3 separate regions of the Mus musculus genome follow, and all the other regions are linked to region 2. Evidence: chromatin loops called from intact Hi-C (ENCODE). Cell type or tissue: gastrocnemius. All regions are shown on one strand.

What was found. A loop is a pair of places that touch in the nucleus more often than their neighbours do. Peaks named below come from ENCODE experiments on the same cell type or tissue, not always from the same donor. Only the 100,000 strongest peaks of a DNase experiment are listed, where the experiment ranks them.
Region 1: a loop joins it to region 2, with 4 times the contacts of the local background. A loop is called at or near these places in 6 of 42 quality-filtered maps.
Region 3: a loop joins it to region 2, with 4 times the contacts of the local background. A loop is called at or near these places in 12 of 42 quality-filtered maps.

What each region holds. Positions count from the first base shown.
Region 1 is chr10:69,000,729-69,008,728 of GRCm38, forward strand. No RefSeq gene overlaps it. Among named protein-coding and RNA genes, the nearest start is that of Gm33035, 29 kb to the right of the region's middle. In gastrocnemius, a CTCF peak has its summit at 4,944; a DNase peak (open chromatin) is centred at 4,941.
Region 2 is chr10:69,317,162-69,325,161 of GRCm38, forward strand. No RefSeq gene overlaps it. Among named protein-coding and RNA genes, the nearest start is that of 4930423B08Rik, 7.1 kb to the right of the region's middle. In gastrocnemius, a CTCF peak has its summit at 4,298 (motif pointing left); a DNase peak (open chromatin) is centred at 4,269; H3K4me3 peaks cover 751 bases; H3K27ac peaks cover 1,410 bases.
Region 3 is chr10:69,183,013-69,191,012 of GRCm38, forward strand. It overlaps a transcript of Rhobtb1 not described here. Among named protein-coding and RNA genes, the nearest start is that of A930033H14Rik, 26 kb to the right of the region's middle. In gastrocnemius, a CTCF peak has its summit at 3,395 (motif pointing right); DNase peaks (open chromatin) are centred at 3,093 and 3,413; H3K4me3 peaks cover 913 bases; H3K27ac peaks cover 1,823 bases.

The DNA of each region.
Region 1 (8,000 bases), 320 kb before region 2:
CTGGACTCTAATAACTAATTGTGCACTTGTTTAATATGTGTGGACTCACCCGTGGATAAGTGCTCAGCAGGAAGTTTCATTTCCCCTTTTTATGTCTTTGGAACTACAGAAGGACTCCCAAAGCAAATCAAGACCCTCTGTAGGAGCAACAAGCGCTCTTCACCACCGAGCATCACTCCAGCCCTGAGTGACACAGTTTTTGAGTTTCCCTCAGAACACAGAAATGTCTCTAGCTATTTCTAGCAGGTAGAATTTAATCTGAGGAATTGAGTATACAGGCGAGGGGAAAACCAAGGAGTCGTACAGATGACGTGGCAACGTAGAGATTGATACAACACCCTCCCGCCCCCTCACAACTGAAGAAACAAGAGCATGCCACAGGTCCCCAGTCCCAGCACCATGGTCCTAAGTAGAAGATGGGGTGACAGAGGCATTTCCAGGGGTTTAGGAGTACAAGTGTCTCCTCATAGGTTCTGGACCCGAGGAAGCAGCATAAGGAGAGCTCTTCCTTCACGTGCTCTCTGTGCTGGTGGGTCTCTGTATGTGAGCCCAGGCTTGACCACATGAGGCTCAGGGAGGCCAGAATCACTGATAAACACTGATGATCATTGATAATCACCAATAAACAGTGAATAATCGGGCTAGATGGTGCCTGTCAGCCCTCGTGACCTTCCAAGCTCCGGAACAAGCTTCCCGCTCTGTGTGAGTCCAGCTCATTTTCTCCTTTTATTCCTTTTATTCAGATCTTCAGCATTTTGCCTCAAGGAGTTGTCTTGCAAAATGGAAATCCTAACTTACCCAGAATCACAAGCACTTCCCACGGAGAACAAAGGTCTAAGTTGCTCTCAGACTATTCACCGGTGTTTCCACCAGTGATGGTGGGTCTCTAACCCAGAGCCTGGCTCCAGCTGCAGAGGAAGTGGAAAGCAGAATGTGAGCAAGTGATCCCGGATGGACTCCATGTGGAAGAGGCTTGTGAACTCTGAGCTCTGTAAACTCTGAACCCTGTGAACTCTGTAGCCACAGAGAAAAAGAAAGTCACAAATCCAAGCAATATTTACTTAAAGCAACTAACGATGGCCAGGGTCACCTTTCCTCATGATCTGCAGGATCCCATCTCTCTACGATCATGCTTCCCAGTCGGGCAAGGTCCAAGGGACTGCAAGGTCCAAGGGACTGCAGGACAGAGTGACCACAGGACAGACTGAGCACAGGACAGACTGAGTGCAAGACAGATGGACCACAGGACATATGGAACACAGGATCTTTAGCTCAGACATACTTGTGTAGAGGCCTGGGTTCACAGACCTGAGCTGAGATGAAAGCAAACGGAGGAAGGAAAACAATGTTAGATAGGACGGCCAGACTGGAAGCAGCTGCTATGGGTATTGGAGACCAAGGCCTACTCAGTGGTGGCACTGAATCCAGCACAGGATCCTCCTCTCGTCTACAGTCTCCTCCCCTCACCTACAGACTCCTCCCCTTCCCTGTCCTGCAAGTAGTGCCGGGTGCAAACACTGAAGCTATGTAAGGGACCTGTCTAGCATCTCCAAGGTGAGGCAGGATTAAAGAACAGCCAGGGTCAAGAGGGGGCGGGGTGGGGGGAAGCAAGATGGAAGCAGAACTGGACTGGCGGATGCTCCACCTCCACTCTTTCGGTCGCAGCAGCCTGTCAGCAACATGGGCACCAAAAGAAGGGCAGAGAACAACGAAAGGTCCAGCCCAGACTCTAAGTACCAGGGAGTACCTGAGGAGTCCTGAGGCTCTAACAACTGAAGAAAGCATTTTAAATAAACATGGAGCGCTGGGAGTGTGGCCCAGAGGCAGAGGAATCCCCTAGTGTGTGGAAGGCCCAGGTTCCACCCCCATCGATGGTGATGATGGTGATGGCAGTGGTGGTGGTGATGATGGTGATGAAAATACAAAATTAGATGGATGATGCATAAGCTCATTTGTTCAATTTTTAAAAGAAAAATTGCAAGAATTTTAAGTAGCTTGACAAATGTTCAGCTGCTGAAGAATCAAAACTAATAAAAAAAATAATAATTCTCATCAACTAACTGCCTAAGGTACTTTTGCAGTGCACCACAGCCTTTTTAATTTTTACTTTTTCTTTTAAATTTTTATAGACATAGGCAATGTCTCTGGATCATACCCTCCTCTTCCTCTTTAACCCTAGCTCCACCCCAAGATACTTCTTCATATCCCCCTCCCAACTTCATACTCTCTTTTTATAATTTATTTGATCTGTAAGACATTGTGTCCATCTGTGCTTCCCATATGCGCATGGGTGTGCACGGAGTGGGGGGAGGGACCTACCAGTGTCCACACCCTTGACAAAAAGTGCTACCCTCCTTCAGCATCTGTCTGAGGAAGGACAAGGCCTCTGACTCCCCTTCCCAAACATCTCACCCCAGTTGCTTTATTTACCTACTTTCTCATCTAAGGGTGGGTTTCTGCTCTCAATTCCTATACAGAGAGCAGAAAGGAAGTTTGAGCTTTTCTGGAATGACGAATCAGAATTTATTCTCCACGCTGAGACTCAGGATGCATAAAACATGTAAGCCCGTGGAAACTCGCGCTGCTTTTGTGAGATTTACACTCTTGTAAATGCAGAGATTCGGGTGAAGTTGGCTTTACATAATTACCATACATTTTTAAAACATAGGCTGCTTTTTGATTTGTATTTGTTATGCTATAAAATACACTCCTGACAGTGGAACGATAAAGCCATCCCTCCACTGGCAATTAAATAAACATGTCGTATGGCATCAAAGTGAACTGTGGGCACCATCCCAGTACCCACATGTGGGGCAGTGGGCTGTGCACAGACAGCCTGGTCTCCAGTCGAGCATAGGTCTTAAAGCCTGGGGGTCCCAATGGGTGGTGATTTCCACCTACATGGGATACCCCTCCTGGACCCCTGGCTCCTGTCGAAGTTACTGCCCCCACAGTCTCCACAGGAGAGGTGTGTGACTATCAGTCATGCAGACAATGTCCCAAGCTCCTGGCATTCTGGCTAGACTCCACCCCACAGTTACCTGACTATAGCCAGGTATGCTCCTCCCCACAGTTACCTGATAGCCCAGCCCACCGAGGATTGAACTCAGGTCATCACGCATGGAAGCAAACCCTTTTACCCTGACATTTCACCCAAGAATTGTACAGGGTCATCCTTGAATTGTGTATTCCTCTATGCATCTCCTGACTAAGTTTCTGACTCACCCACATTGGGTGACTTGCAACTCCCTGGGGTCTTGGCCTCTTTTGGCCTCCACGGGTGCTCACACAACATAAATAAATATTTTTTAAAATTGTTATCTTGACCATGATCTAGCATCCAGATGTAGACTCCTGACTATAGAAAACACAAGATTCTGCCAGAGTTCACAGGGATAGAACAGCTTAGTGCAAAAGGCTCTGTTCCAGGGCCATTGCTTTTAGCACATGTTTAAAAGTAAAGGAGGGGCCAAGGACTGGAGAGGTGGCTCAGTGGTTAAGATCACGGATGTCTCTTCTAAGAGGACCAGGGTTCGATTCCCAGCACCCATAGGCTGACTCACAACCATTCAGAACACAAGTTATGGAGAGATCTGACGCCCTCTTCTGGTTCCCAGGAGTAACTACATGCACATGGTACAGAGGTGTACAACAGGTAAAACATCCATACATGTGAAATCAATTTAAAAAATATTTTAAATACATATTTTATTATATATTTACATGTAGCTACACATATATATATATTTATTTTTATATTTGCATATTAATATATACATGTATATTTTAAAGACAGGGGAAAGTATAGAAAGGAGAAAACTGTTTCAAACTGTTGTCTGATGAAGTTCAGCAATCAAAGGTGACACATAGTGTCTTTTGAATCTAATTTTTTAAAAAGGAAAAGAAAGAGACAGGATGTTTGCAGAATATGGGGATGCTGAACACTGACTGCACACTAATTGACATTAGAAAATAGTACTTTTTATTCTCATCCAACTATCACTAAAAATTAGACCTTAGATTACATTAGCATAAGGGGAGATGGTAAGACATCTAGTGTTTACCTCAAAATTCCCTGACAGGGTGACCACCAGATCTGCTGAAGCAGTGTGGATGGAACAGGGCAAAACAAATGTGGACAGAGCACAACTGCATCTGAAGAGAGAGAGGTCATGACCTGGTCTATGTGAATAACACAGGTTCAAACCTCCCACAGTTTAAAAAATAAATAAATACAAATAAATAGATAAACAAATTAATAAGCAGTTAATGCAAACAACCCTTCAGAGACATTCATTCTAGCCGAGGGTCACAAGTCTCTGTTACCAACAGGAAGAAAATTGACTCAAGATCTTAAACCCTCAAGGAGAACCTTAGATTCCCTCCTTTTGTCTAACTGTCTCTGCTCTACTGAATGCCCGGGTCACAGGACACACAGCAGACCTCATAGATGTGATCTGACCAAGCTTTTAAAAATAAAATAAAATAAAATAAAGTTGGAGCGGGAGGGGGGCATGTTTTGAGCCAGGACGCCAGTAAAGAAAATAAGTATCTGATGGGCGTGGTGAAGGGGAGTCACCAAGGCCCTGAAAGCAGACAGTTAATCACAGCTGTCCCTGACCCTGCTCCTGCTCCTGCTCCTGACCCTCCCCTGACCCTGACCCTGACCCTCCCCGTAACCCTGACCCTCTCAACCCTCTCATTCGCCCTTACCTTGACCCTGACCCTGACCCAGACCCTGACCCTCCCCCACTTTCCTTTTCCCTCCCCCTGGCCCTGCCCCCACCATCATGGGATTCCTCAGATGTGGAAACTTAATGCTGAATATTTCTGTCTTTCTGAAAGGACACAGTGTTGAATTCATTAGATTTCAGAAACTCAAACCCACAAATCAGGATTGTTTCACATCTGAATAAATCGTGTGTTGAGCAGCGCCACCTATCGGTGAAGCTCGGTGTTGCACCATGACTGTAGAGGCAGGCAGGCAGGCAGGAGAGAGCAAAACCCACCAGAGGAAAATTCCACTTTGCAATCTTCAGGCAGCTTGGAATCTCTAGGTATTCCAGCCTGGACAGAAGTGAGGTCATCTAAGTCCCTACAGAAATATTTATGGTCACTGTGACAAAGTGCACCTTTGATATACTGGCATTGACTAACCACAATTCCTAAAAAAATGAAAATAAAAATTCAGGTTTCTAAAGTTCTAAAAAAAAAAATGGCTTTGTTCCTTTCGTGGAGAAAACTTACCAAATTTTATGTTAACTGGGTTTTCTTTTTTAATTCCATGTTCTAAGACTCTGTGAAATTTCACAAATTTAGATTTATGGATTTCAAATTAGTAATTTGAAACAGATTCTGAAGTCAAAATAAAAGGCTTTAAAAGCAAAGTCGCAAGTTATCAGCATGGAGAGGAGCTATTATTGATTGTGAAACAACAAAACAAAAAAACATCTCACCAATGGCAGCAAAGGGAAGAGACACCCACTAAAGGATCAGATTTTGTATTTTTAAGATTTATTTACATATTTTATGTATATGACTACACTGTAGCTGTCTTTAGACACAACAGAAGAGGGCATCAGATCTCATTACAGATGGTTGTGAGCCACCATATGGTTGCTGGGATTTGAACTTAGGACCTTTGGAAGAGCAGTCAGTGCTCTTAACCGCTGAGCCATCTCTCCAGTCCTAAAGGATCAGATTTTAAGAATGAAAAATTGAAAAACAAAACCATCCCTATCTTCTAAAATACCAGCAGACCAAACGAGGCATTCTAAAATACTGGAGTCTTCAAGGAGGTTGTTCCAGGATCATCAGCATGGTAAACATTTTGCAAAACTTAGAATTATGTATAAATCTACTCATGTATTTCCACAACTATGTAACAATTACATGGTATAGATATACTAATGTCAGTGTGTATACTTCAAAGTATACTCTTAAGTAATCTTTTACTATTATTATACATATCAATGTATGTATGCCCATACTTTAATGTTACAGTATGAAATAACTCAGAGAATGAAGTCAACAGATCAAGCTGTGGAAACATTGTCTTGCAGCTTCACCTTGGGGAACACACCCAATTCTTTCCCCAGAAGGGAAACCAGAAGTTAGAGACACTCTTGTCATTTTTGCAGGGCAAGAGCTGGCACCAGGGACCAACACCACAGCCTTGATATTTCAGTCTTGGCATTTCAGAACCTCATATGAGGCATCATCTACTGCTGAACTCCCATTTCTACCTTGAGAGCCATCCCTGACTTCAACACAGCAAGGACCTGTTGCAGGATTAAAGGGGATGGGGGAGGTGAAAAAGGAGAGGACAGAAAGACAGAGGCAGAGCAAGGGAGAAAGGGAAGGAAAGGGGGTGGGAAGGAGGGAGGAAGGACAGGACCCTCACACTCTAATGGTCTTTTTGAAGGAAGGAAGCCACTTGTAGTTAATCTTCATTCTCTCTAACACTGATCAAAATATGTTTGGGGAAGTCGCTTGCCAGGCTTAGTTGAAGAAAGTGATCAGCTGTGAGAGTTGGGGAGGAGCCAGAAGGACAAAGGACTGTGCCATAAAGAAAGCTGGGATTCAGGGTTACTTTGCTGCTGGCCTTTTCCATCATGGGCATGAGGGGCAGAGGAAGTTGGAGTCATCAATGGACAGTGAGCCCATTGCTGAGAACACCACCATGCGGCTCTTGAACATGAAGAGGCCAAGCTGTTGCTTACATACGACCCTCACCACTGTGTTCTAGTGTTTATGCCATGGGAAGGTTCTCTACAGGCTCACAAAGGAGAAAGGCAAAAACCAACACAGCACAAACTCTTCTATCTACACTCTGTTCTTGCCTCCAAGATCTGCCAGGGCAATGGTGGCACAAAGCTTGTGGGAGAGACCAACCATGTCTAATCTGGTGGAAGATCCACTCACTCCATGAGATGAAACCCAGACCTGACACTGCTTGGGTGACCAAGAATAGGAATCTAGATAACCTGGACCTAGGGTAAAACCAAATACTACTGTTTGTTTGTTTGTTTGTTTGTTTGTTTGTTTTTAAGTAACAATGAAATGACTCTAATGATATCCTGCTATATCCTTAAATACAATGCCTTATTCAGCTATAGAGGAATCCTCCTTCAGCAGACGGAAAGAAATATAGATACCCACAGCCAGACGTTATACAGAGAGAGAGAGAGACAGAGAGACAGAGAGAGAGAGAGAGACAGAGACAGAGTCAGAGACAGAGAGACAGAGACACTGAAACAAAGAACGAGACATATAGACAGACTAACCAATCTTGGAACGCACAGCTCCCAAAGAAATGTCTCCATCAATCCCTCCCGTCAGAACTCAGAAGAGGAGAGGGTAGTAAGAGATGGGGTGGGGGTGGGGGTGGGAACAGAGGACACCAGGAGAACAGGACCTTCTAAAACAACTGAGCAAAGCTCAAATGAGTTCACAGAGACTGAAGCATCAGGAACAGGGCCTGCATGGGTCTACTCCAGGTCCTCTGCATATGCACGAGAGATAGCGTTCAACTAGTACTGCTAAGGGACTCCTGAGCAGGTAAGGGATCTTTGTGCCGTCTCTTGGCCTCTTTTGTCTGTTGGCTTGCCTTGTCCAACTTTCGACATGATGGTTTTTGTTTTATTTTCTTATGTGTGGTTGGTATCTCTAAGGAGCCTGTTCTCTTCTAGTTAGAGACACAAAGGGGAGGGTCGATCCAGACAAGAGGGAAGGTGCAGAGGAACTGGGAGCAGAAGGAGGGGAAACTGGATCCATCCAGACTGTATTGTATGAGGAAAGAATCTACGGTTAACAGAAGGGGAGGGAGCTTGAAATCTCTGAGCAGATTGGGACACTCTTGCTGCTTACGGAGCTGATCCCGGAGAGGATCTTCAGCCTGTCTCGGGGCTGCACAGGTTGATTTTGCTTTGGAAGTGACTCCCGAAAGCCTAAGAGGAAGACTTGCTGGAAAGCTAAAGCAAGGTTGATGGCTGCTGAAG
Region 2 (8,000 bases):
ATCTTTGAGTTCAAGGCTAGCCTGGGCCAAAGCAGATCCAGGTATGGTGGTACACCCCTTTAATCTGGGCCACCTCAGATTAACCTTCTACTGGAGGCCTACACAAGGACACTAGAAGGAGGAAGAAGAGTGACCTCTTCTTCACCTGCTTGCACTTACTTGCCAGCACATCTGTTAGAGCCTACTTCTCCAGGATTATACAAAAGACCAGCTGAAACCACTAGCCTCATGGGACTGAGCAACTACGAGATCCTTGGACTTCCCATTCACCGCTGCCCATTTTCGGTTAGTTGGACTGCAGACTATAAGTCATTCCAATAAATTCCCTTAATATATAGAGAGACATCCCATACGTTCTGTGACTCTAGAGAACCCCGACTAACACAGTCCCTTAGTGTTCAATTGTACCTATTTTCTTCCCAATAAAATCATCCAGGGGAAGTCCCAAAGGGCTGGTCGATGTTCTACCCCTGGGCCTGGTGGTTTTGCCCTCCCGAGCCTGCCCCGCCCTCTTTGTCTCCAAGTCCTGATCTCTGTGTCTCTCAGCTCCCCCCAGGAGGCTACAAGTTCCACAGAACAAACCTCTATCTCCAACTCTCATCCTCCAAGTCTTCCACCATACCTAGCACCATAAGTTCAACACACACACTATGGAATAAATACCCTTTCTACTTTCCACACTGGTATTCAACTTCATAAGGAAGAACTCAGATCGACTCAGTTAAATGCTAAGAAAGAGAAAGTGGTGGCCAAACTTGTCTATACTTTTTCAGAGTACTGTACTGCTGAAGGTCCATGACTGAAAAGGACTGAAAGAAAGAGTTTAAGAACACTCAGAAGAGGGGGGCTGGAGAGATGGCTCAGCGGTTAAGAGCACTGGCTGCTCTTCCAGAGGACCTAAGTTCAATTCCCAGCAACCACATAGTGGCTCATAACCATCTGTAATGAGAACCTGATGCCCTCTTCTGGTGTGTCTGAGGACAGAGACACTGTACTCACATAAAAATAAGTAATAAATAAATCTTAAAAAAAAAACTGCTTATCATTGAAAACAATGCTTAGCCCAGTAGTTCTACACCTAAGTACACACATAGAGAAAACAGAAATATGTGTCCACAAAAAAACTTGTACTGTGTATTTGGCATAGCTTTCTTCACAACAGCCCAAAGAGAAAGCAGAGGTCCATCAACTGAGAAGTGAGCAAATAAAACATGGTACATCCACAAGATAGAAAACTATTTGTCAAGGTAAAAGGAAATTGTCTTAGTGATCAAAATATCCTAACGAAAAATAACTTAAGGGAGAAAGGGTTTATTCTGGCTCGCAACTGCAGCTGAGTATCCATCACTGTAGGGAGTCATATCCAAAGTAGCTGGAAGCAGCTGGTCACATTACATCCACAGTCAAAAGCAGAGAAAAACAAATGGTGCACGGTCAGAGCTCCTCGGCGGGCTTTTTCTGTAGTAAGCTACACCTGTCAGTAAAAAATGCCGATGGCCAATGAGCTGAGACCGGAAATAGGAGGTGGGACACTGGCAGGAAGAGAGAGGATTCTGGGAAATAGTGAGCTGTGCGGCGAGAGATTCGCCAGGGAACACAGAGAGGACTGCTGTAAAACCAGTCAAGGAGCTGAACGTAGGGTTAGAATAAAAGATTTACCAGCCAGACGCTGAGGAAGAAGCTGGGTAACTAATCAGCAGGGAACTGAATTCAGGATAGAATAAAGGGGAGACCGCCCAAACTTAGACATACGAAGCTGAGGAGAGGTAACTAATAATGTGGTATATGTAGAAATAATTTAAATGGACTAAATAAGTTATGAGCTACTCGGGAAATGAGCCAAAGCTTATGATGTAGGCATTTACTAACAAATAATTAGTCTCAGAGTTGTTATTGTTGGGAACTAAATGACTGAGAGGGGAAAAAATGGATTTTTCTTTTATATATATTTAAACAGTCAAGGACCCCAACCAGGAACTTGTGCCTTTGACATTGTGGTGGTTTGAATATGCTTGACCCACGGGGAGTGGCATTATTAGAAGTTGTGGCCTTATTGGGGGAGGTGTGGCCTTCTTAAAGGAAGTCTATCATTGTGGAGGCGGGAATTTGAGGATATATATATATATATATATGTGTATGTATGTATATATATATATATATACACACACACACACACACACACATATATTCTGGCTACCTTTGGATCAAGATGCAGCTCCTCCTGCACCATGCCTGCCTGGATGCTGCCATGCTCCCACCTTGATGAGAATGGACTGAACCTCTGAACCTGTAAGCCAGCCCCAAATAAATGTTGTCCTTGTAAGACTTGCCTTGGTCATGGTGTCTGTTCACAGCAGTAAAACCCTAACTAAGACACACACATTCAGGGTCAATCTTTTGAAATGATGTAAAACAAAATTTTCACTTTGGAAAATAAGTGCTATTTATAAAAAACATAAGTACTCATGAGACAATGCTACTTTCAGCTTGAATTCTGGCATGAAAGGTGAATTATTTTCCCCTAACACCCGGAGGATCAATGTTCTTAGGAAATAATTTTGAAAATCGCTCGTGTAGCCTGGGTTGGGCACAGATATTAGAAGTCGTCTTTCAGAGCATTCCTAGAGAACCTTCTAGAAAACTTCTATTATCCCTCAATAAGCAGGACAACTGACTCCAAAGACCAAAGAAAGCATCCTACAACATACGCATCTGGTTGAATGACAGGAGCAGAGAGGAGAGGGCAGAACGGCTGTGCTCCGGGGTACTCTCTGGAAAGTCTCCTCATATGTCGCTGTGGCTATCAACGTCATTATTCGCAAAGTGGACGAAGGCTCTTCCTAAATCCAAAAGTTGATGACTGTGAGCACCAAGACAAGCTGAGTCCTGACACCTGGCTGCCATCCAAGGAAAAGTCATTACCACTCTGGCCTTATCTCTGCCTAGAAACCAGTTTTTCCCTGTTTTGGTTCACAAGCTAGAAAACATGGCAGCCAAGAGTATTCCCAGCACCCAATACAGTCACATGGAGACAAATTCCCCAGGTCAGGATTTGGGCCAGCCATTGCCGAAGTCAGTGGGTAGACATTACGGAATGCCGCTAATCTCCAGAAGCTGTGGATACGCAGTGCCGTCAGCCAGCGGGACCATCCAGACAGTGCTTTGATCCGATTGTCCTTATTTGCTTTTATGTGCTGTGTGACCAAAAGCACCTTGGGAGGAAAGGGTTTAATAACATCCTTCAGGCGCTACAGTCGATCATTGAGGGACACCAAGGCAGGCTGGAACACAGGGCAGGAACCTGGACACAGAAACCGATGCAGAGACCAGGGAGAAACACTGCCTTGGTCCCTAGGCTCCTGTACAGTTAGTTATCCCTATCTCCTCACGGGTGGCATCACTCACAGTGGGCTTGGGACCCACTCTTACATCAATTAGAAATTGAGAAAATGTCCCACAGACGTGGCTACAGGCAATACGATGAAGGCAGTTACTCCGCTGAGCTTCCATCTGCCCAGATGTGTCAAGTTGGCAACTGATGTAAGCTATTGAGCTGAGGGTTGGCTTTCTAAAGCATCTCCTTACCTTCGGTATAAATAGAAACATCAATTTTTGGATGTTGTAGAGACTTTTAGTTCTCCAGATGGTGACAGAGACGACGGTGTCCGTTCCCGATCTCCCGTGGCCAGGGAGGGCACAGCTGCCTGTGTGTGCCACGCATGCCCGGAAGCCATGTTATGCAAGCAACAGGGGAAGCCGAAAGTTAAAAATGAATAGTTCCTCTACCCTCGAAACTGAGCCTGTGAGGGAAATTTGGTTGACTGTGTTTGTTTAGGGAGGCTGAACTTTGAAGCCTACACTGTTGAGTGTTGAGTGTTCTGGGCTCTCATATTCTCTATATTTAATACCATCATTTGGAAAGTGAACTGACTTCACAAGTACTTTTCGCTTGCCCTGGAGAATACACACATTGGCCCAAATGGGCTTTTATTTTCCATTTTAATTTATACAGTATAAATATGAGGCTGGACTCCTTTAGAGTTAGAGGTTTCTCTGTGCAGATGTTTCTTAAAAGCCTTTTTCAATTCATACTGTTGGTTTAAAAAGAATTTCTTTTTATTAGCCTGGCTGAATGCCAGAATTGGGGTTTAAAAAAAAAAAAAATCACTGTTGCTTTTCCGCACAGAACTCTGAGGCTTCCTGTCCATGTTCGTTCCCCACCCCCCCAGCCAGCTACAAGACCGTCGGGAACTAAAGGGGATATAGCGCCATCTTGTGGCCACTGATGAGATGCAGCGCGGCGTCTCAGCTGGACGGGAGCGACTAGCCCAGGTCCTTCCCCCTCAGGATTTCTTGATTTACTTATTTGCCTTTTATTCACCATTTGGCTCAATTCACCCTAGATCTCAGGTTGTTTGGTTTTATGGAACGTATTCAACTTTGCCCCAGTAGGAGAAGATAAACCCCGCTGCATTCTGGCACGGAGGAAGGGCCATAACTTATGCTTTGGGCTTTTATTGAATTCCTCATAAAAAACAGTGTTGTGTAACTAAGTCTGTAATAAGTCTGGGAAATTTTTCAAACCTTTCCCCTTAAAACGGAGACGGGAAGCAAGAAGGCCAAATAGGCTTTCTCTCACTAGCCTGGGCTTGAAGGTGTCAATCACTGGCTCGCGCTAACTTGATTTGCTTAGTGTTTAAGGGGAGCTGGGTAAATATTAACTGAGTACCGCCTCTTCTGAGCGGGTATCAGTAGGCGTCAAACCTGCTTGCGTTGTTCCCAACTTTAAAAGGAAAGGTCTATAAACTAGGAGGCATCAATTCGTGCCGTATAATGGAGAAATGAACGCAATACCGAGAAGACAGGATGGCAGATGACACACCCGGCGTGACCCCAAGTGTGTAACGGCAAATATGCATCAGAGTGTAGCTGTCTACACACGTACATTTGTGTCAGGAGTGAAGCTCATGTAGAAGAGCATGCATAGACTCAGAACTGTGCCCAGAAAACAATATGCATATTAACATGTACTGTTCTGTGTATCATTATAATTGGTAACTATTTTCTAACCTTTTCCCATTTTTCTCTTTCTTTTTCTTTCTCCCCTTCCCTTTCTCCACCTTGCTCCCCCCCCCCACTTGCTCCAGCCCAGAGGTTCTTTCTTTATTTCTCATTACAGATGATTGTGAGTCACCAAGTGGTCGCTGGGATTTGAACTCATGACCTCCAGAAGAGCAGTCATTGATCTTAACCACTGAGCCATCTCACCAGCCCCACCCCCCTTTTTTTTCTTAACTGACCATAAATTAAAACCTTAGATGGGAGAGGGGTTGGAGAGATGGCTCAACGGTTAAAATCACTTACTGCTCTTGATAAGGACCTGTGTACCGAGCCCCCATGGGGTGGCTCACAACCACCTCTGACTCCATTTCTGAGGAATCTGATGCTCTCTTCTGACTTCCTTGGGAATCAAGCATTTCCATGGTGCACATACATACATGCAGGCAAAACCTTCATGCACACATAAAAATTAATAACTTTTAACCTAAATTCTCTGCAGCTTCTACAAGATCTCATGTCTGCTTGTTGGGGGATGCTGACTTGCTTGGGTTTAGCTTTTTGTTTGTTTTTTGTTTTTTTAAGATTTATTATTATATGTTGGTACACTGTAGCTGACTTCAGACACACCAGAAGAGGGCGTCAGATCTCATTACGGATGGTTGTGAACCACCATGTGGTTGCTGGGATTTGAACTCAGGACCTTCGGAAGAACAGTCAGTGCTCTTACCCACTGAGCCATCTCTCCAGCCCCCAGCTTTTGGTTTTTCAAGACAGGGTTTCTCTGTCTTAGTCTTGGCTGTCCTGAAACTCACTCTGAGACCAGGCTGGCCTCGAACTCAGGGATCTGCCTGTCTCTACTTCCCACGTGCTGGGGTTAAAGGCGTGAGCCACCACACCCAGCTGTGGGCTTTTGTTTAATTAAGAAAATACTAATCTTTATTACAGAAGGTAGAAAGCTGGGAGGGATTCCTGGCAGCTAGTTGTGGAAGCGTGTATGAACACGGGCAACCTCAGGGAAACTCCACACAACTGCCCTTTACAAAACCCCCTCTTTAGCCATTGAACCATCTCTCCAGCTTGCAGGTGCTTTTAACCTGGCTGCTCCACTTAGAGGCATTTATAGTGCAGAAGATGCACACAGCCACTGTCATTCAATACAGCAGCATCTGCAACAGCAAACGACACAGAGCATCCCAAGGAGCTAACCGCAGAATGGCAGATAATCGACGGAGCTCATGTTAAAGAACATTGTAAGGCAGACAAACCAGGACAGCCAGGGCTACACAGAGAAACCCTGTCTTGAAAAAACACACACAATAATAATAATAATAATAATAATAATAATAATAATAATAAATAAAAATAAAAATAGAAAGTCTTGTGGGTTTATGTGAATAATTGCCAAGACGTGTTGTCAAAACCCAGGGGTTTATGAGTTGTATTACAGGTAATAGATGGGAATACACTGAATATATACATCTGCTCGTGTGCAGAGTCAACCGTTAGAAAGGGGTGCTAACGGTGGGTACATAAATGAGCGGGAACAAATGTATCCAAGCATTTCAAACACACCGTCCTCAGTTTTAACTCCCTCAGAGTGGCGAGACCCAGATGGGCGTGGTGGCGCACGCCTTTAATCCCAGCACTCGGGAGGCAGAGGCAGGCGGATTTCTGAGTTCGAGGCCAGCCTGGTCTACAAAGTGAGTTCCAGGACAGAGAAACCCTGTCTCGAAAAACAAAACAAAAAAAAAAAAAAAAAAAAAAAAAAAACCAAAAAACCAGAGTGGCGAGACCCACTCTGATGCTCCAAGCTGAATCCCACTGATGGGAAAAGGAACCACGCTCAGGCCAGGCCTGAGTCCTCTCTCTACGTTGTGTCTGTCACTGCTCTACAGGAGGGCCGGACCTGGGAGAATGGAGCCAATGAATGAGGCGAACCAAAGTCTGCTGCAGTAGTCAACTGTATTCGGAGTCTCAGACTGTTTCTACTCGGAGAGTTTAAAAGGTCACACGAGTAAAGTTCTCGTGAGCTCAGACTGTGGACAATCACCAGGACAACCTGCACGTGGCAAAAGCATGTTTTTTTAATCCCACATAAAGGATATTTAACAACAGCGGGCAATAATGAGTGATCTGCAGTAAACCGGCTCCTATCCGCTACACCTGGGAGCATCGTGAAAACACGTTCCAAGAACAAGTCTGTGTTTTGGGGGAGGGGAGGGGGGGACTTGTTTTCTTGGAGTGTTCTCACAAGCACTAAAAATTCCCCTCACACAACTTTGTTCCTAGACCACATTCCGACAGCGTCCTTGAAAACACACAACCGTCTCCAACATGTGAGGTTTTGTTTTGAATCTTAAGAGATTAAAAAATTATATTCTGGTTAACAACATATTTGCGTTCGTTTTAGGATTTAAAAAAAAAAAAGTGGTGTGAGATGACCCACCCGTGGTTGCTTGCTCTCACCTCCCGAGGGCCCGAGAGCAGCCTGAACCACCAGGAACCTATGTAATACATCGGTTGCTGGGTGTGAAGATTCTTATCCTCGTTTTAAAACAAGGAAGGAAAACCAGAAAGAGACTGACTTGCTCATCCAGAAGCGTCCGAAATTAAAAACTAGGAGTTGAAATTCTACTACAGGGAGATCTAACCACTAACTTTATGAGGTTTTGTCCTCCTCCTACTGGGGTGGTTTGAATGAAAATGGCCCCATAGGCCCATAGGGAGTGGCACTATCGGGAGGTGTGGCCTTGCTGAAGAAAGAGTATCACCATGGGGTCAGGTTTTGAAGTCTCCTGTGCTCAAGCTATGTCTAATGTGGTGGATAGTCTTTCCTGCTGTCTGCAGATCAAGATGTAGAACTCTCAGCTCCTTCTCCAGTACCGTGTCTGCCTGCACGCTGCCATGTTTCCCATCATGACGATAATGGATTAAGCCAG
Region 3 (8,000 bases), 130 kb before region 2:
TGAGTTCAAGGCCAGCCTGGGACAAAGCAAGTTCCAAATTCAGGCATAAACACCTTTAATCTGAGTTACCTCAGATTAACCTTCTCTTGGAGGCCTACATAAGGACATTAAAAGAAGAAAGAGTCGTTCTTCCTTGTCTGCTTGCACGTACTAGGCAGCAACTCTGTTGGAACCTACCTATTCACGTTTCCAGCTTATACAGAAGAGCAGCTGAAGCACCTAACCTCACAGACTGAGCAGCTACGAGATCCTTGGACTTCCCATTCACCGCTGCCCATTGTTGGGCTAGTTGGACTGCAGACTGTAAGTCATTCCAATAAATTCTCTTAATATATGGAGACGTTCCATAAGTTCTGTGACTCTAGAGAACCCTGACTAACGCAGTATTTAATTTTGATTTTTTACGGGAGCCCACAGCTGAGATTTTAAAAGAAACTGTTGAATTTTTAGAGAGATTGGACATTTTAAAGAGACTGAAGCTCTAAAATGTTTGAATTTGTAAAAATTCTGTGGGAATCTTTAAAGTTATTTATGGGATGTCAACATTACCGTACCATCTTGGGGATACATGAGAAAGGAAAGGTTCTAACTGTAAGGCGATGTGCTTATAAGTGTCAAATTGACAAGGAGCCAGTTGTTTGGGCTAGTTTTATTTCAACTTGTCACAAACTAAAGTCATCAGAGAGGAGAGAGCCTCAGTTGCAAAAATGCCTCCCTCCACAGATTGGGTTGTAGGCAGGCATGCAAGGCATGTTCTTGATTAGCAATAAACGGGAAGGGCTGGAGCCATTGTGGGTGGTGCCATCCCTGGGCCTGGGTCCTATAGGAAAGAAGGCTGACCAAGCCATGGGGAGCAAGCCAGAAAGCAGCATCCCTCCATGGCTTCTGCATCAGCTCCTGCCTCCAGGTTCCTGTCCTGTTTGAGTTCCTGTCCTGACTGCCTATGATGATGAATTGTGATTTGGAAGTCAAATGAGCCCTGTCCTCCCGGAGTGTTTTATCACAGTAGTAATAATCCTCCCTAAGTCAGTCATGCTGTTCATCATCTATAAACCTGGGATAATAATACTCACCAAAAGGACTACTAATAGATAACAAAGAATCAATCATTCTGGATCCTAGCAGTACAAAAAAAAAAAAAAAAGCAATTGTATTTTTTTTTAGAGATTTATTTATTTATTTATTTACTTACTTTACATGAGTACACTGTAGCTCTCTTCAGACACACCAGAAAAGGGCATCAGGTCCCATTACAGATGGTTGTGAGACACCATAAGGTTGTTGGAAATTGAACTCAGGACCTCTGGAAGAGCAGTCAGTGCTCTTAACCACTGAGCCATCTCTCCAGTCCCACAATTGTATTTATTCTCAGAATTCTTGAAGCCGAGTAGATTATAGACGTAAAACAAGTTGTTTCAACAATACTTACTGGATCCCATGAAATGTACAGGAGTAAAATGTGATGCCCTTGGCTTAAGTTGAAAATAATGTAGGTCCAAGTGCATTTAAAGATAAGGAGATGGCTCAGTAAAATGCTTACCAAGTTCAGCTCCCAATACCTATGCAAAATCCAGGCATGACTACGGTGCCTGTTTTTCCTAGCGCTGAAGAGATGGGGCTTCATGGCCAGACAGCCTAGCCTAGAGCACCGAACTTCAAGTGCAGTGAGAAACCCTGTCTCAAAAAACAAGGTGGAGAGCCATGGCAGAAGACACCCCATAATAATCCAGGGCCTCCATCAGCACACATGCATGCGAACACACTTGAATCTCACGGCTTCCCAACGGTCTTAGTTTGGGTTTTATTGCGGTTAAGAGACATATGATCAAGGCAGCCCTTACAAAGGCAAATATTTAACTGGGGCTGGCTTATGGTTTTAGAGGTTCAGCCCATTATCATCACTGTGGAAGCATGGCAGCATCCAGGTAGACATGGTGCTGGGGGAGCCGGGAGTTCTACATCTCTATCTGATCAGCAGGCAGCCCTGGATTCTTTTGTAGGCAGCCAGGAGTAGGGTCTCTTCTGCACTGAGTGGAGCATGAAGGCTAGGAGACCTCAAAGCCCACCTACACAGTGATGTACTTCCACCAGCCAGGCCACACCTCCTCATAGTGCCACTTCCCATGGGCCAAGCATATTCAAACCACCACACCCACTCGGTACTGTGCAGCATAGTGCTTGACTGCCATTACCCACTACTGACTGGCCTCCACACTGCCGATGCCTGCCATTACGAAAGAGCATTGAATGTTGTGTTGTGAAAAACACAAAGGTTCAAAAAAAGTGTGGTTTCTGTTGAATCCGTTTATTACTTTCAAATCAACTTAAAGACCAAAGATCCAGGCTTCCTAAATGGTACCTTCTTTCTCCTGTATGCTCGGGTTCTCCTACATGCTTGGCACCCTTGACATGGTGTTTGCTGAGCAACGACAAGCTCAGCAAATGCTTAATGGATGGGCGATAGATGTACTGAAACAAGCCTGCTTTTCCTGAAGTCATGAAATTATCCCCCAAACAGGGAAGTTTGAGTTCTGTGAGTCATTTAAACTCTCCGCTAAGGCCAAGATTTGGGGGAGGGGGGGCTGGAGAAGCAGCTTAGCCTGAAGAGCACCTTTTGATCCCTCAGAAAGCCCCGTGGTTTCTGTTTCCAGCACCCACATGGTGGGTCACAAACCATGACTCCAGTTCCAGGGGATCCAGTGCCCTCTTCTGTCCTCTGGGACACCAGGCATAGAAGTGCTGTATAGAGACAAAATACTCATACACATAGAAGTTTTAATTATTATTAAGAAATCTAGGAAGAAAAGAGCAGATAGTATCCCTAGTTTTCCAAGTGTTTAAAAAAAAAAAAAAAAAAACACCATGAGTTAATGTTTTCCCTATGCGTGAAATTAGTGACGCTCCTTGCCCAGAAATAAGTATCAATTTGGCAACTGGTGAAATGTTTGCATATTTTCCTCGGAACGAACTGACTTCATAAAAAGGGAAGGAGCCGGAGTTTCTGGTTTCTGGGGCCCTGGAAGCTAAGAGCTGAACGTATAAACAGTGAGTAACACATTAGTCATAGTCCGCAGCTGCTCCCTGGCAGGACAAGAAATAACAGGCTCAAAATACTGCGGAGAACCAGGCTTGACAAAAAAAAAAAAAAAAAAAAAAAAAAAAAAAAAAAAGGCATTTCTCTCAAAGAGTGAGTCTCAGTCAGATGGCCCGGGAAAGCGCGTGTCTGGAGGGATTGTGGGATTGTTTTCTGTGTCATTCGTATAGATAATCCACGAACCTGTTTTGATGAGTTTTTAGTTGTCTTCTTTCATAAAAGCTGACGGGATAGAATGATTTTCGGTCTTGATTTTTTTTTTTTTTTTTTTCTAGAAACTTGACTCATTTCACACATGTCCCCTAGAGGGCAGCAGTGGCCCAAAACACAGGCCAGGATCTAACCCTTTGGCGCCAGTCTGTCCACTGCTTAGGTCCTGCAACTGCTTCCTTCAAGTTGTCAGTGGTGTGATCATTTCTATCCCGTTGTGTCTATCTAGAAAACCCACTAAACCTGAGAAAACAAAATAAGAGTTCATTTCACAACGTTTGGGATGGAATTATATGAGGTTTACATTTTGTCTTTCTATATATGACCTGTACACACATAGCCTAGGCCGGTGCTTCTCAACCTGTGGGTCTCCCACCCTCTCACTGAGGTTGCCTAGGACCATCAGAAACCCCAGATATTTATGGTACATTCCACAGCAGCAACAAAATTACAGTTACAAAGTAGCAATGAAAATAATTTCATGGTTGGAGGTCACCACAAAATGAGGCACTGTATTGAAGGGTCACGCAGCATTCGAAGGCTGAGAGCCACTGGTTCAGGTGACCCTGTGCCTGTGGGCGTGTAGAGAATATAGATGCTTGAAAGCAAGAAGTCAAAGCTTCTGCCCTTTATGGAGAAATCAAAACTATTCCAGGCATTGCCAAGTCTCTATCCATGCTTGTTCTCACTCTGAGGTTACTACGTATGGAAGAATTGGTTTGATGGTAGATTTAGTAAGGAATAGGACAAAGAAATAAGGGTAGGTGGCTTAGTCTAGAAAGGGTAGCAGACTGACTTGATATACGGAGGATGGCTATTCGATTTGGAGATTGTAAGTGGCAACGTTAATTTTAAAATGTTCCTTTTACGATGTAAAGCATGGCAATCTGGGGAGACACAGCTCCGAACAGCATCCAATTCTGGTAGTGCACAGGGCTTCCTGTTGTGGTGGTGGCAAACCAGCACAGGGTGCATCCCAGAAAGATGAAGGCGAGAACCTGAGTGTACAATTTTCAGATGCTGAGGTCTTAACACTGTTCTTTAAATATTTCGTTTCTGCTCAGAGACATTTTTATTCAAAGGACACAACTTTTACAAGGTGGCAGGTTTTTTGTTTGTTTGTTTGTTGTTTGTTTGTTTGTTTGTTTGCAAGGGTACCTCAAGAGCTTCCCATGATCCTTGTGAATTTATCTTCCGGGATCTCTCTGGCTGTGTTTAAGTTGTTTGCTGAACGGACTTTATTCTTTTTCCTGCTGTGAAATTAAGGGCAAGAAGGAAACCACACATATGCTACAAAAGGGTTGCGTGATGTCAGATCTGAACTGGTCTTGACAGATGTGGGCTGAGAAGGGTGGGTTTGTACACAAAATTCAGGGCAGTGAAAACCATCTCTCCACACATCCCTGAGTGGATTTGAGGATGTTCCTATCATAGCTTTTCCTCAAATCCAGTGCTGTGTCCTGTCTCCACAAGATAGATTGTCTGTGCATCTTGTGGCTGGAGATTACATGTCTGACAAGTGACGTGGGAACATTCAGATACTGCATACCAAGTTGCAATCCATGTCACAGTCAGAACTTTATGTATATGCTAGGAAATGTTCGCAGCTGCAACACCCTGGCTGGTAAGTGTTTGTGGTGGCCTAGTGCTATGTTGAGAATGATACCGCCCAGCCCCTTGGAACAGGTGCCTCTTTTAGTGGCTCTAACTCTGAGGAGTCAAAGAAACGGAATCCCAGTGTGGACAGTGTGATATTTGTGATATTTACGGGAAGGGGACAAACTGTAACAAGTGGAGCTGTGGATTATTGTTTACCCTTGTTTTTGGTGTTGTTTCATTCTATTTTGCTTTGACACAAGGTCTTAGTCTATAGCCCAGAGTAGTCTGGAAATTCCTATGGACTTGAGCTCCGGGCAGTCTCCCTTACCACAGAGCTGGAGTCTAGATATGAATCATCACCCCAGAAACCATAAAAGAGATCATACTTACCCCAAATTGGCCAAACGAGAAGCCTTTAAATACTTCTAGAAGGAACACTTCTTTAAATAAAAACAAAATTATAACCGAAAAAGGCCCAGATCTATTATTTAAGATCTATTTTATAATTGGTGTGTGCACGTCCTCAGAGGCCAGTAGAGGGAATTGACTCTGAGAGGCTGGAGTTAAAGATGACTAGGGGCTGACAGATATGGGTGCTTGGGTCCCCCAAAAGAGCAACCAGTGCTCTTAATGGCGGAGGCACCTCTCTAGACCTCTAGATCTCTTGCATTTCCTTTTTTTAGAGGAGAAAAAATATTGGAGAGCTTGATTCTTCCTAAAGTGTGGGTATTGCATCTGAAATATGACACAACGTGCTTTGAATAAAGACCATGCAAAAGCAGCTCACATCCTCCTCTAAGTCCAGCTCTGAGGAGTCTGATGCCCTCCTCCACACGCTCCTGCGCATGTGCGCGCACACACAAAGAAACCTCTTCCGGGACAGGGAGCAGGGAATGGTGGGCACTCCAGTTGCTGTATACAAGCTGATGTGGATTTTAGTCAGTGCACTGACTGTGTTTTATACTTGTGACTTCAAGTGGCTGCCATGAAACCATCACTTCTCTATCCCCAGGCATAATATCATCACTGTCCATACTCCAGTGCATTGTCTGTTCTAAGACGGTAACGCTTTTTCAGTTGGGAGGGGTCCAATTGGACATCACCAGATAAGCAGGTCCCTTTAAGTTTGGTCCAGGTCACTAGCCTCATGGTAGTGGTATAATCTGCAGTTATTTTCTTGTTTATGGCTCATTTAATCATTTTCATGACAGTCCAGCCAAAACAGGAGTGTGGGCAGTCCCTTTAAGAGCATCATATGTTTTTGTTGCATTTAGTAACATGACAAGAAGACAAGAATAGAAAAGTGGACCATCTTGCTTAAAACCCATAGCATATGAAAGTGTTCTCTCCCACAAGGCAATGCGTTTGAGCACAAGTAGATGCTGTGGTGTCTGTCTTTCAGAATTCAAGAGCCTGGGCAAACTTGTAAGGAGCACAGAATCTGAAAACTACCCTAACTGGTTCCCCAGCAAACTTTCTCACCCTGGAACCAGGTCTAAAGAATCTCCTGAGACCACGATGACTACACCTTTGCGTTGACTTTATTACACCAACCAACCTCTTGTGCAGCTTACATGGTGGTGTAAAATACACTCAATAGTGCCATTGCTCTGTGCCTGGCAATGTAGCTAACACATAGTTAATAGAGGCTGGCTTTTGTAGAGGAGAGCTCCTAAGGGTGGCATCTCCTTCCATGCAAATGAATACAGAGCCACCGAAAACCTTTTCAGTGTTATTCTCTGGGGTTTCCTCCTCGGACCATCCTCTTTTAAAGCCCCAGTGGGCTACTGTCTTGGTATGCTGTTTCATCATAAAATTTCTCACCTGTTTCTGGTGAGGTTGAGGCCTCTCTGTTCTGAGAGTCATTTGCATATCAATTCTACCGAGCCAACCTTGATCACCCCAGAAGCCCCAGGCCCCATTGAAGAGCAACAGACTCATACCTGTTTCCTTGAGTGGCTTGAGATTGGAAGACAAAGGGAAGTTGGGTAAAGTACAGTTGCTTCTGGAGACTGGACAGTTGGTAGTGGTGACCCTACCCACCACCCAAGCCCAAGTCATTGTACAATTAAGGAAGCAATATATACAGGAGTTGGCCAATGACCACCACCCTTCCTAGCCAGAATGGTGATGGAGAATCTTCCTGGTAGGACAACAGATATTAGAGATAGAAACTAATGGAGTGGCAGCCAAGGAACAATTCCTGCTGGCATCAAAGCGGGTGATGGGGGTGGGAGAATGCTACAGAATATACCAGTCACCTGTAACCCTTGAACTGTAGTTCAAGGTGACTTGAACTGTAGTTTCATAGAAATAAAGCTTTGGGTATAATCTAAAAGGAATATAATAAAACCTTTCTCTGAGGATGTTTGTTTGTTTGTTTGTTTGTTGAGACAGCTTCTCTGTGTATCCCTGGCTGTCCCAGAAATCACTAAGTAGACCAGGCTGGCCTCAAATTCACAGAGCTCCATCTGCCTCTGGTTCCCAACTGCTGGGATTAAAGGCATGCACCACTACTCCAGGCTTCCCTGGGCATTTCTATTATCAATACTCATTCCAACTAGATAGTCCAAAAATCTCTCAAATAGAGGCTATGAACACAACTCTTGAGAGGAAACCCAGTCATTCATTTTTGTCCCTGTGAGAAAGCTGATTTATAACTGGCAAAACCACCTCTTGACTCTAGGCATTGGACTCCTGTGGTGTGACTCGTGTAAACATACCATTTGATTATAGTCCCGGCACAATCAATAAGGGTTTTGAGTTGCCACATCGGCTGCATTCTACAGAGTCTGCCGAAGCATCATTTAATGCAATGTCTTCCTTGGTACCCCAGACACTAAGAAACACCGTCGTATCCTTTTACACGTGGTAATGAAATCGTGGGTGTGTTACCAAGATTAACCCTCCCAAGAATGCCTGCCCTTCTGATTCTCTTCCTGCTAAAATTAGCAGGCATCTTACTGTGCCACCTGCGAGAGTGCTGTGAGAGAAGAAATTTCAAAACTTTCCACACCTCCCCATCCCCCCCCCCCCATCAGAACAAATTGTTTTTTCTAGTCTCTGTTTATCTTCACAGCACTTTGGAACCCAATAG